Linked DNA regions of Homo sapiens: regions 2, 3 and 4 are each linked to region 1. A link is a loop called in an ENCODE intact Hi-C map of the cell type or tissue named here. Cell type or tissue: A673. All regions are shown on one strand.

Region 1 (2,500 bases):
TTGCACACACCAGTCTTCCAAGAAAATAATATAAGCAATTGCTAGATATGCAACTTAATGAGCTAAAATTATCTACTCATACAAATGTCAGAGCCTGATAAAGAGTGAGGTTTGAGAGTATTTACAGCAAGCATTCCAACAAAAGTAAAGTGAGGATATTATTTGTAGAAAGTGTCTTTGCAAGGTTAATATTTATTTCTGCGTTGAGATTTTTCTCTAAGGTCTGTAATAGAAAAAGACTGCAAAAATTTAAGACAAAAATGTCTAGCATTTTTATTTTGCATTGTTTTATGAAGAAAATTTGAAATCCAAATCAGATCGTTTTTTATAAAAAGTCTACTTTGTGTTTGTAATTATCTCTCTTTTCCACATTATAGCTTTGTACAATGAAAAAGTGGGAGCAAATGAAAGGAAAAGAAAACGAAGAACAACTATAAGGTATTCTTTATATTAAAAGTTACTAGAGGACAAAACTGGTATTTTATAAATGGAATGAGCATTTGAGTGTAATGCAGGTGTAACATAACATATAAATGTAAGGTGAATTGGGAGGCCAAGGCGGGCCTGAGGTCAGGAGCTCGAGACCAGTCTGGCCAACATGGTGAAACTCTGTTTCTACTAAAAATACAAAATTTAGCCGGGCATGGTGGTGGGTGCCTATAATCCCAGCTACTCAGGAGACTGAGGCAGGAGAATGGCTTGAACCTGGGAGGCGGAGGTTGCAGTGATCCGAGCTTGCGCCACTGCACTCCAGCTTGGGCGACAGAGCGAGACACCGTCTCAAAATAAATAAATAAATAAATAAATAAATAAATAAATAAATAAATAAATAAATAAAAAAAAAATAATAATAATGTAATAACTTAATTTTGAGAAATGGAGAGCTAATAATTTTCAACATTTGATGGAAAATTATGTATTGTTTGATTCAAGAACACTTTTACTCCAAAATTTTGAATACAAACAGAAAGAAAACAATCATTTCTAAGAGACTGGCCATATCTTCTCCCCTTTTAGCTATAACTTATTGCTCTGACAATGTAGTATCCATGGTGTCTATAGTATTTAAAAATGTGACACTAGTAATCAGTGTTTCGGTCTCTTCAAGTTCAACATGACCTCTTGCATTTCAACCCAGAAAGATTGTTCATTGATCTTTTTGTAGTTTCTGTGAGACATGCTTAGCAAATACTAAAAGACAGGTTTTGTTTTGGTTGGTCAGTTGTTTACTAGAGATTTCCTTTATCGTAAACAGCCCTAAATGATTTTGGGGAGATATTTAGAAATGTCTAGGAAAATGTTCATTTTCTTCTCAAGAACTCAGTGCCCTCTGGTGGCACAAAGTGGGAAAAACATAGAAAGTCTGGGTCCCCTACTTAATGCTTTCCGTGACTCTCGTGTAACTCTACCTTACATAAGACAAAATATCTACATATTTAACACATTATACATTTGTCCTTGTTAAAGTGTCCTGCAAGTGTGTTCAGAGTTTTTAAGTTTCCTTTTCATGTTAATATTGAGGAAATTCAACCTACCTTAATTTTGAGCTGCCAAAAACTTCACTAAAAACAACAAAATTTCACCCCCTATGTCCACCCCCCGCCAGCATTGCTGCTAAAGATGCTCTGGAGAGACACTTTGGAGAACAGAATAAACCTTCTTCTCAAGAGATCATGAGGATGGCTGAAGAACTGAATCTGGAGAAAGAAGTAGTAAGAGTTTGGTTTTGCAACCGGAGGCAGAGAGAAAAACGGGTGAAAACAAGTCTGAATCAGAGTTTATTTTCTATTTCTAAGGAACATCTTGAGTGCAGATAAGATTTTTCTATTGTATAATAGCCTTTTTCTCCCGTTTCATTCCTTTCTCTTCCTCAACAAAAACAGAAATTACTTGGTTGACTTAAAATCATTTTATATCAATAGCTTTTACAGAAGCTTTACTTTTCCACTTTTTTTTAAAAAAAAGAAACCAACAATTTAAATTATATTGATGTTATTTACTTAAAATAATTATTCTCAGAAGCCACATTATCTATTTTAAGCCAAATATATTAACAGTAATAAAATGATCTCTCTGTCTCTCCCGCTCTCTTTCTCACACACACGCAGACATATGAGTATGGGTTTATAAGTTCCTTTTCCAAACATGTATATTAGCTTTTTAACATGTAAGTCAGTAATGACACATATGTAAAGCACATCACCAGAAATATCCAATTCAAAAATTAACCAATGTTCTGCTTTCTACCAACTCTACTAATTTGTCTGAACTAAAAGTTTTGAACTTAAGAGCTGGAGGTGTCTTATAGTTTTATTACTCCCTTTAGGAATAAACCTCAATCAGAATTGATACTTTGAAGCTAAAATTTAGGGCATAGCTGATAGAACTGTTTCAAAAGAGATGTGTAGAAACATTAATTTTTGATCTTTTTATTCTTCCTAAATATTAGCTTTTTGATGTGTAGCTGTAGAAAATAATGCTTTATGGATTCTTGAGCCTC
Region 2 (2,500 bases), 920 kb before region 1:
TTGGTTTTGGGTGTAAGCATGATTTATACCCAAATTATGGTTATAAGTAGAGACAAAATTACAATATCATCCAAATTTAAATGCATTCCTAATTTACTTGTCCATTTTAATGTATGCAAATTTTAGATCAAAAGGAAAATAATCAGATAGTAATTTATTGTCAAGATTTACTTTTAGTAAGCAGAGCATCAGATGAAAACTTATTTCAATTTGTTTGTTTGTTTGTTTTGAGACACAGCTTCTGTTGCTCATCCTGGAGTAGAGTGGTATAATCACAGCTCATTGCAGCCTTGGCCTCTAGGCTCAAGTCATCCTCTCACCTCAGCTCTCCAGGTACCTGGGACTACAGTCAGGTGTTCCGGGCCTTGCTAATTTTTTTCTTTTTTCTTTTTTTTCCTTTTTTTTTTTTTTTTTTTTTTTTAAGAGATGGGATCTTGCTATGTTACCTAGGCTCGTCCTGAACTCCTGGGCTCGAGATATCCTCCCACCTTGACCTCCCAAAGCATAGTTTTTCTTTAATTTTGTTAGAATCAAATAATTTAAAAGATAGTTTAGCAACCACTTGACTTAACAAAACTTTTGTTGAACAATCATTATAGTGATTTCCTTTCTCTTTACAAACACTAATAATTGAAAATTCTCTTTGACTAGCATCCAGAGGTTTTTAATACCACAGGGCAATGCACTATAGTGAGACTCAGAAGGGATGAGAAGTAGGTGTTTATTTTGTAAAATGGAAGAACAGCAATTGTGAAAAAAAAAGAAAGGAAAGAAAGAAAGAAAGAAAAAAGAAAGAGAGAAGAGAAGAGAAGAGAAAAGAAAAGAAAAAAGAGAAAAGAAAAAAGAAATAAGGCTGGAAACATGGTATAGCACGTAAACCAAGTTCGTTGGGGAAAATGCAAAGGACATTGAGGATCAGAAAACTGATTGCCTTAACACTCTTTAGATCAGCCAAATTTTCCAGAAAGTCTCCAAGTACCCTCAGAAGCGTAAGTTTACCAGTTGGAATTGCATTACTACAAAGCCAATTCTAAGACATAGACATGAAACACTCTGAGAAAAGCCTTGGCCACAAGATGTCACCAAATTTCCACTTTCTACTTTAAGGTGCTATTATAAGCTTCCTTCCTTCAAAATGATCCGCAGCAGCATTTGGGTTTTGAACAAGAAGAGGACAGATAAAGTACTCTGATTCTTTCTTAATTTTAAAAGAAAAAAAAAATCAATGGGTAAGAAGGGAGGATGAAGAAAAATAAATTAGTTTTGCAGTATTATCACATGTTATCTGGGCCTTAACAAATTAGTTTCTAGTAAAATGTGATCCAATGAACACATTTAAATAAAATTAAAATTAAACAATTTAAAGTAGGTACTCTAAAGTGGAAAAAAATCTTGTGTTAATTTGCTTAGGAATCTATTTTGTTTTAAATAAAAAGTAAATAAAATGAAAAAATATTGTAAAAATGAAGATTTTATTAAAATCCTGAGAAAATTGATAACTTGTCAATAAAAATAAGCCTATCCCTCAGAGCAAATTTGTGTTAGAATAAAAGGCATCTGTTTATCCATATACATAGCTCTATGCAGCCCCTAAAACATTTTATTATTCAAGTTTACTTAGTGTTGAAAATGTTACCTATTGCTTAGTTATTCAAGACTGTTATATATTTATAGTATTTATTGTACTGTATGTATGTTGAGAAGTTAATTATTGATATGCTAAATTTGTTATAGTTGGGAGTTAACTTCATACAGATTAATATGGATTAAAAATCCAAATTTCTCAAAATTCTAGATTTTTAAAACATATAGACATTCAAATTACATGTCAAGTTGTGAGTATTAGCATATTCCTCAGTTTTCAGTGTGAATATTAGCATATTCCTCAGTTTTGAGATTATTGTTTCATAAATGTTTCAAACCACATTATTATGTATGTTAAGGGTATTTTAATTAATCATTCCAACTCTGGCATAAGTAGACAAACTACTTAGTAATGTCAAACCAAAATAATATTCTGGCAGTCTCTGTCAGTAAAATGTCATTTTATCTGAAACATGAACAAACTAATTTCTGTTGTTGTTTTTGATATTTTTCTTTGAACATTATAAAAATTTTCAAACATAAAGCAAAATTGAAAGAATTTTAAATGAGTACCTGTATATCTTCCACAAGGTCCTACTATTAACAGTTTAGTATACTTGCTTTATCATATCCATCCATCAATCCATCCCCCATCCATTAAATCTCTTTTATTTATGTAAGCACTTTAGAGTTCAATATTTGTGTGTGTTTATGTGAAATGTACATATACTACAATGTACAACTCTTAAGTGTATATTCACTGAGTTTTGACAAATACATACATCTGTACACAGTCAAACCCATATCACGATATAGAACGTGACCTTCCTGTAAGAAAGTTCTCATAACCTTCACAGTAAATTCCTACCCCAACAACTCTCCAGAGGCAACCAATGTTATTTTTTTTTCCACTGCA
Region 3 (2,500 bases), 740 kb before region 1:
AAATATAACTCATTGCATATGGTACTCATGAGTTCTCTTTCCATGCTGACATCAATATCAAGATGTGATTACAACCAGGATGTGATCTGCTGTTGTGACTTCTGGCACTCCAGAGGGCCTCTGCAGGACAGCTAATGGGCGTGCACACACGTGCTCTCTCTCTGTCTGTCTCTCCAACTTTTACATTGTTTCTGGAATCTTTCAGAATTCCCAAGCCAAACCAGGCCATAGGATGCTCACTGGGGCTGCATCAGATCTTTCACTGCCCCTATATCCTATGTGGCTATATTTAAGAAATTGAACCTATATTCACCTAGAAAAGAAAATTATGTGGAAATATTCTGTGGAATAGAACATTTCAGTTGCTCAGGGTCCCATAAGTAAAGTAGGCTCAGAAACCGTTCACTTTTACAGTCCTTAATATATTCTGGGGGTTTCTATTATCCATACCTACACTTTGATACTTAATAGTTGGAGGAATTAAATGAGATATACAATCTTTTACAAGGCTTTTGAACTTGAAGGCTGATATTTGCACTTATTCCAGAAGAGTTTCCTTGAATGAGGGGTAGTCAATTAATGAAAAGGAATTTAAAGGAAAAAATGATACGATACCAATCAAGTAATGATTTACAATTTGACGTATATGTTCAACTACACCATTATTTAAGGATGAAAATCAAACCAACACATAACTTCTATCTTAAACATATTTCTCTTCTTTTTACTGCTAACCTTCTCAAAAGAGAAATACCTACTTCTGAATCATCCAACATGTAAAATTTCCCAGTTATATGGCATATATGAAATGGACATAGAAATACTTTGCAATTTCATGCAATTTCATGAACGGTCTTGTTTCAAGTTCACTAATGCACATCTGCATTAGAATACGGAAGTTTTTGTTTTTTCCAGAATTCCAATATTGTCTGTGAGTTTTAGATTCACCTGCAGAGGGCAGCAAATAGTAGTGCAAATCCCTGTTCTTTAAATGCTTAGGCCTCAAGTTTGGTGGTAGTAATTGATTATGCAATAAACATGAATGCTTGTTTACGTTACTTAAAATCAACACTGAAAGGTTGTTTTGATGTAAGAAAGATTTTTTGTGGCTACTTTAAAAAAAAGTAAATGCTGGGCCGACAGTGAGTAAGAAGTAGTTAAATTTATTTTTGGTAGCTCCTTATTCTTCTGGTACTTCTAGAGCTTTTTTTCTAGACAGCTACGACCTGCTTACTTAAATAAGTTTAAGGCAGAAACCATGAGAGATAAGTAAAGCACTGACATTGGTTTTTTGCTTTAGTGGTATTTGCTGAGCACAGAAGGTCTCAAGCATTAGTTGTTAAGGTTTCACGGATGGAAGACAAAGCCTATGACCCACTCAAGTTCAAGATTATATCAGGAGATTCCTTCTAAACAAAACTGGGACCCCAAAGTGTTATACTCCCAGTTTAAGAATGCATTAGAAATAAACTCTGACATTAATCTGGAACAGAACAAAAAATTTCCTATCTTGAAACTTGATTATTCAACCTTTATTCTCATGAGAGGTGGAAAGAATTTCTCCTGAAGAGTCACAACCACGATTTGGCTTCTATTCAAGTTTGTATCCAGAATTCACACCACCTGGTATTATGAAACACACACACTCAAGCAAAAAACCTGAAGCCAGTGATATAGTTTAAATTGATACAGACTGATAATGTGCACAAACACCTGACAGAAGCAAATGCTAATCCTCCCATGAAGAAATCCACTTTCATCTCAGGCCTCAAATAATTTCCACAGATAAATTCAAATGAAAATGAGAAAATTGAGGCCAGGCGCAGTGGCTCACGCCTGTAATCCCAGCACTTCGGGAGGCCGAGGTGGGTGGATCACCTGAGGTCAGGAGCTTGAGACCAGCCTGGCCAACATGGTAAAACCCCGTGTCTACTAAAAATACAAAAATTAGCTGGGCATGGTGGCGGATGCCTGTAATCCTAGCTGCTCAGGAGGCTGAGGCATGAGAATCGCTTGAACCAGGGAGGCGGAGGTTGCAGTGAGCCAAGATCGTGCCACTGCGCTCCAGCCTGGGCAACAGAGTGAGACTTTGTCAAAAAAAAAAAAGAAAGATCAAAGTAAAAAGAAAAAAGTCAATAAATATATAGGGAAACAAGACACTGTGAATGAGAGCAAGTATAAACAATATTAAGGCTCAAAAGTCTTCATATGTAGGAACTGTAAAACTGAAAAAATAAAAACAAGCTTGTTTAAAATGTTTCAAACAAATATATAGAATGGTGAGTAAAGAGTTAATAGATGTGTAAAACCCAACAGTTCTAGAAATGAAAAATATAATGAAAATGTAAAACTCAACAGACGATTTTACACAAAATTGTCTGTAATTGAAACCCAGAGTTATAAAGAAATAGAAAATACAAAAGATACATGAAGGAAAGAATAAGACGGTCTAATATTTATCCAGTTGGGATTATAGAAGAAGAGAGATAGAGATAGAACA
Region 4 (2,500 bases), 240 kb before region 1:
TATAACAATTTTCTTTTAATTATCTTCCTGAGGATACACCTCATTTCCTGATGACAATTGGAAAACATCCAAATGGCGACCAGCCATAATTATGATATGTTACTTAATCAGAAGCTTCAGTAGCTATTCACAGTCACTATGTTTATTAACTTCAGTTTCAAATCATGACATTATTCTAAACTTGTTCATAAAGTATTAAGACATACCATAGATATGTAAAATTTGATGAATTTATTTAAGGGTTTTGTAAAAAATTGTTTTGTAAAATTGTCTTTCATTGACTCCGGTTATGTGGAATAATTAATATATACATAAAATATACACACATAGATATAAGGAAGGAGTCAGGTATTTTTATTCTTATAAAATGTGTTATGGTAAACAAACATGTAATTGGTTCAAGAAGAAAGGCCTCCGCCAGACACTGAAGATTTCTGTGACAGAAAAGAAATACAAAAGGAATGATGGATAAGAAAAGTGATAGGACATTTAGAAAAAGAAAATAAGGGCTCATGCCTGTAATCCCAGCACTTTGGAACCAACCCAAATGTCCAACAATGATAGACTGGATTAAGAAAATGTGGCACATATACACCATGGAATACTATGCAGCCATAAAAAATGATGAGTTCATGTCCTTTGTAGGGACATGGATGAAATTGGAAATCATTCTCAGTAAACTATCGCAAGAACAAAAAACCAAACACCGCATATTCTCACTCACAGGTGGGAATTGAACAATGAGAACACACGGACACAGGAAGGGGAACATCACACTCTGGGGCCTGTCGTGGGGTGGGGGAAGGGGGAGGGATAGCATTGGGAGATATACCTAATGCTAGATGACGAGTTAGTGGGTGCAGCACACCAGCATGGCACATGTATACATATGTAAGTAACCTGCACATTGTGCACATGTACCCTAAAACTTAAAGTATAATAATAAAAAAAAATAATTTAAAAAAACATAAAAAAAAAAAAGAAAAGAAAATAAGGATTTCTCCTCTTTGAGAACCTGGAGATTCTGCATGTGATTGCGGGTTTTGCAAGAAGGGAAAGATGTGGGACGATTGCCCAGAAGCCAACAAAGCACTTTTCAAGTCTTAGAGCATCAAACCGTATTGTTTCTTAGGCTTGTGTATTAGCACACATGGCGTGGTCAAGGAGAAGCCTAGACAGAATTATAGTCACATCTCCGGGAGTCATAAGAAAGATTTTGTCATGCACAAGAGAAAAGGGACATTTTATTATCATTTTTTATACCAAACCCATTTATTGAGTAAGCACTTAATAAATGTGAGCGAGCAGTTCCTATCAATGGTGACGTCATTAAAAAGATTGCTGGATTAAGTGCAGCTATTGGATGCTTCCAGCAGGGGGAAGCAGACCTCTTTATAGTTAGAGTGACTGATTTCAAAGATGGCCCATTTGCAACTAACAATTACCAAGGAGTTGGTTTGTTGATATTCCAGAGTTGAGATCACCAAAACATGACGATACTAGTCTATCTGCTTAATCATCCTTCATCTGTAAACATTTATTCCTTCAAACTGCATTTTTTAAGTAAATCTGATGGAGGCAATAAATATTTTAGAATCACCACATGAAGATACACAAAGTATTTTATATATTATATACATTGGTAAATGGATTACTCTCCTTTAGTCCATAACACAACTTCAATTAATGATTTATATTCTGGACTGCATATTGAATATGGAGGCTAGAATCATAGACTACTAGGCAGGAATCTTCAAAAGTTGAGCATAGTTGCAGACAGGTTGGAAGTGCGAGCCATGCATTCACAACTTTGTATTCCTACTTAGCTATGACTATGCCCTTGATTTTTCTTTGTCCTGTCCAACTGCAAGGAAGAGAGCTAGCAAAGGTTTTCTAATAATATTTATTCAGAATTCTAAACTTATCAACATGCCAACTCAGACAATTGAAACTGCTCCTATGCACATGCCCTTGTCTTGCTCTGCTAGTCTGAGTTTCTCGCAAGGTAAACTGAGAACAGCCAGAATTTCTGGATTTCTTCCAGAAACTCAATCTCTTTGCTTCCAAGTCTGACACCCCAGCTTAAAGTTAGAATTATGAATAAATAAATATTAGTAGCACCTTTTGGAGTCATGATGAACTCATAACACAAAACTCAAACTCTCAAAATTAATTACTTTGTAGTTTCCCAGGTACCTTTCTGTGAACAATGCCTATCATACATCATTTATATATAGAAAATGTTTGTCATTATAATTGTTTTGCTTGCTAATTTGTTCTTTTTGGTTTATAAGGCTGAAAGTTTGGACTCTATTTGAAAAGCAAAAAAACAATGAACAATTTTTTAGGAATAGTGGATGTGCTATTGATACGGAATTTTAAGCTTTATGTGTGTGTATGTATGTGTAAGAGACACACACACACACAGAGAATGTGATATATATACATATATATGTATATATATAATCTTTTGATACCACAAAGTTCAGAGCAAAAATTT

What was found. A loop is a pair of places that touch in the nucleus more often than their neighbours do. Peaks named below come from ENCODE experiments on the same cell type or tissue, not always from the same donor. Only the 100,000 strongest peaks of a DNase experiment are listed, where the experiment ranks them.
Region 2: a loop joins it to region 1, with 2.7 times the contacts of the local background. A loop is called at or near these places in 4 of 110 quality-filtered maps.
Region 3: a loop joins it to region 1, with 9 times the contacts of the local background. A loop is called at or near these places in 18 of 110 quality-filtered maps.
Region 4: a loop joins it to region 1, with 6 times the contacts of the local background. A loop is called at or near these places in 11 of 110 quality-filtered maps.

What each region holds. Positions count from the first base shown.
Region 1 is chr3:87,259,211-87,261,710 of GRCh38, reverse strand. POU1F1 (POU class 1 homeobox 1) reads left to right here. Exons shown (of 6, transcript NM_000306.4): 5 at 378-438; 6 at 1,607-2,307. The coding sequence ends at 1,817. Among named protein-coding and RNA genes, the nearest start is that of POU1F1, 16 kb to the left of the region's middle. In A673, a CTCF peak has its summit at 1,341 (motif pointing left); a DNase peak (open chromatin) is centred at 1,330; H3K27ac peaks cover 904 bases.
Region 2 is chr3:88,179,165-88,181,664 of GRCh38, reverse strand. No RefSeq gene overlaps it. Among named protein-coding and RNA genes, the nearest start is that of C3orf38, 30 kb to the right of the region's middle. In A673, a CTCF peak has its summit at 1,065 (motif pointing right); a DNase peak (open chromatin) is centred at 1,104.
Region 3 is chr3:88,001,801-88,004,300 of GRCh38, reverse strand. No RefSeq gene overlaps it. Among named protein-coding and RNA genes, the nearest start is that of CGGBP1, 56 kb to the left of the region's middle. In A673, CTCF peaks have their summits at 753 and 956 (motif pointing right); DNase peaks (open chromatin) are centred at 80 and 960; H3K27ac peaks cover 1,854 bases.
Region 4 is chr3:87,502,967-87,505,466 of GRCh38, reverse strand. No RefSeq gene overlaps it. Among named protein-coding and RNA genes, the nearest start is that of POU1F1, 230 kb to the right of the region's middle. In A673, a CTCF peak has its summit at 1,365 (motif pointing right); DNase peaks (open chromatin) are centred at 36 and 1,376; H3K27ac peaks cover 153 bases.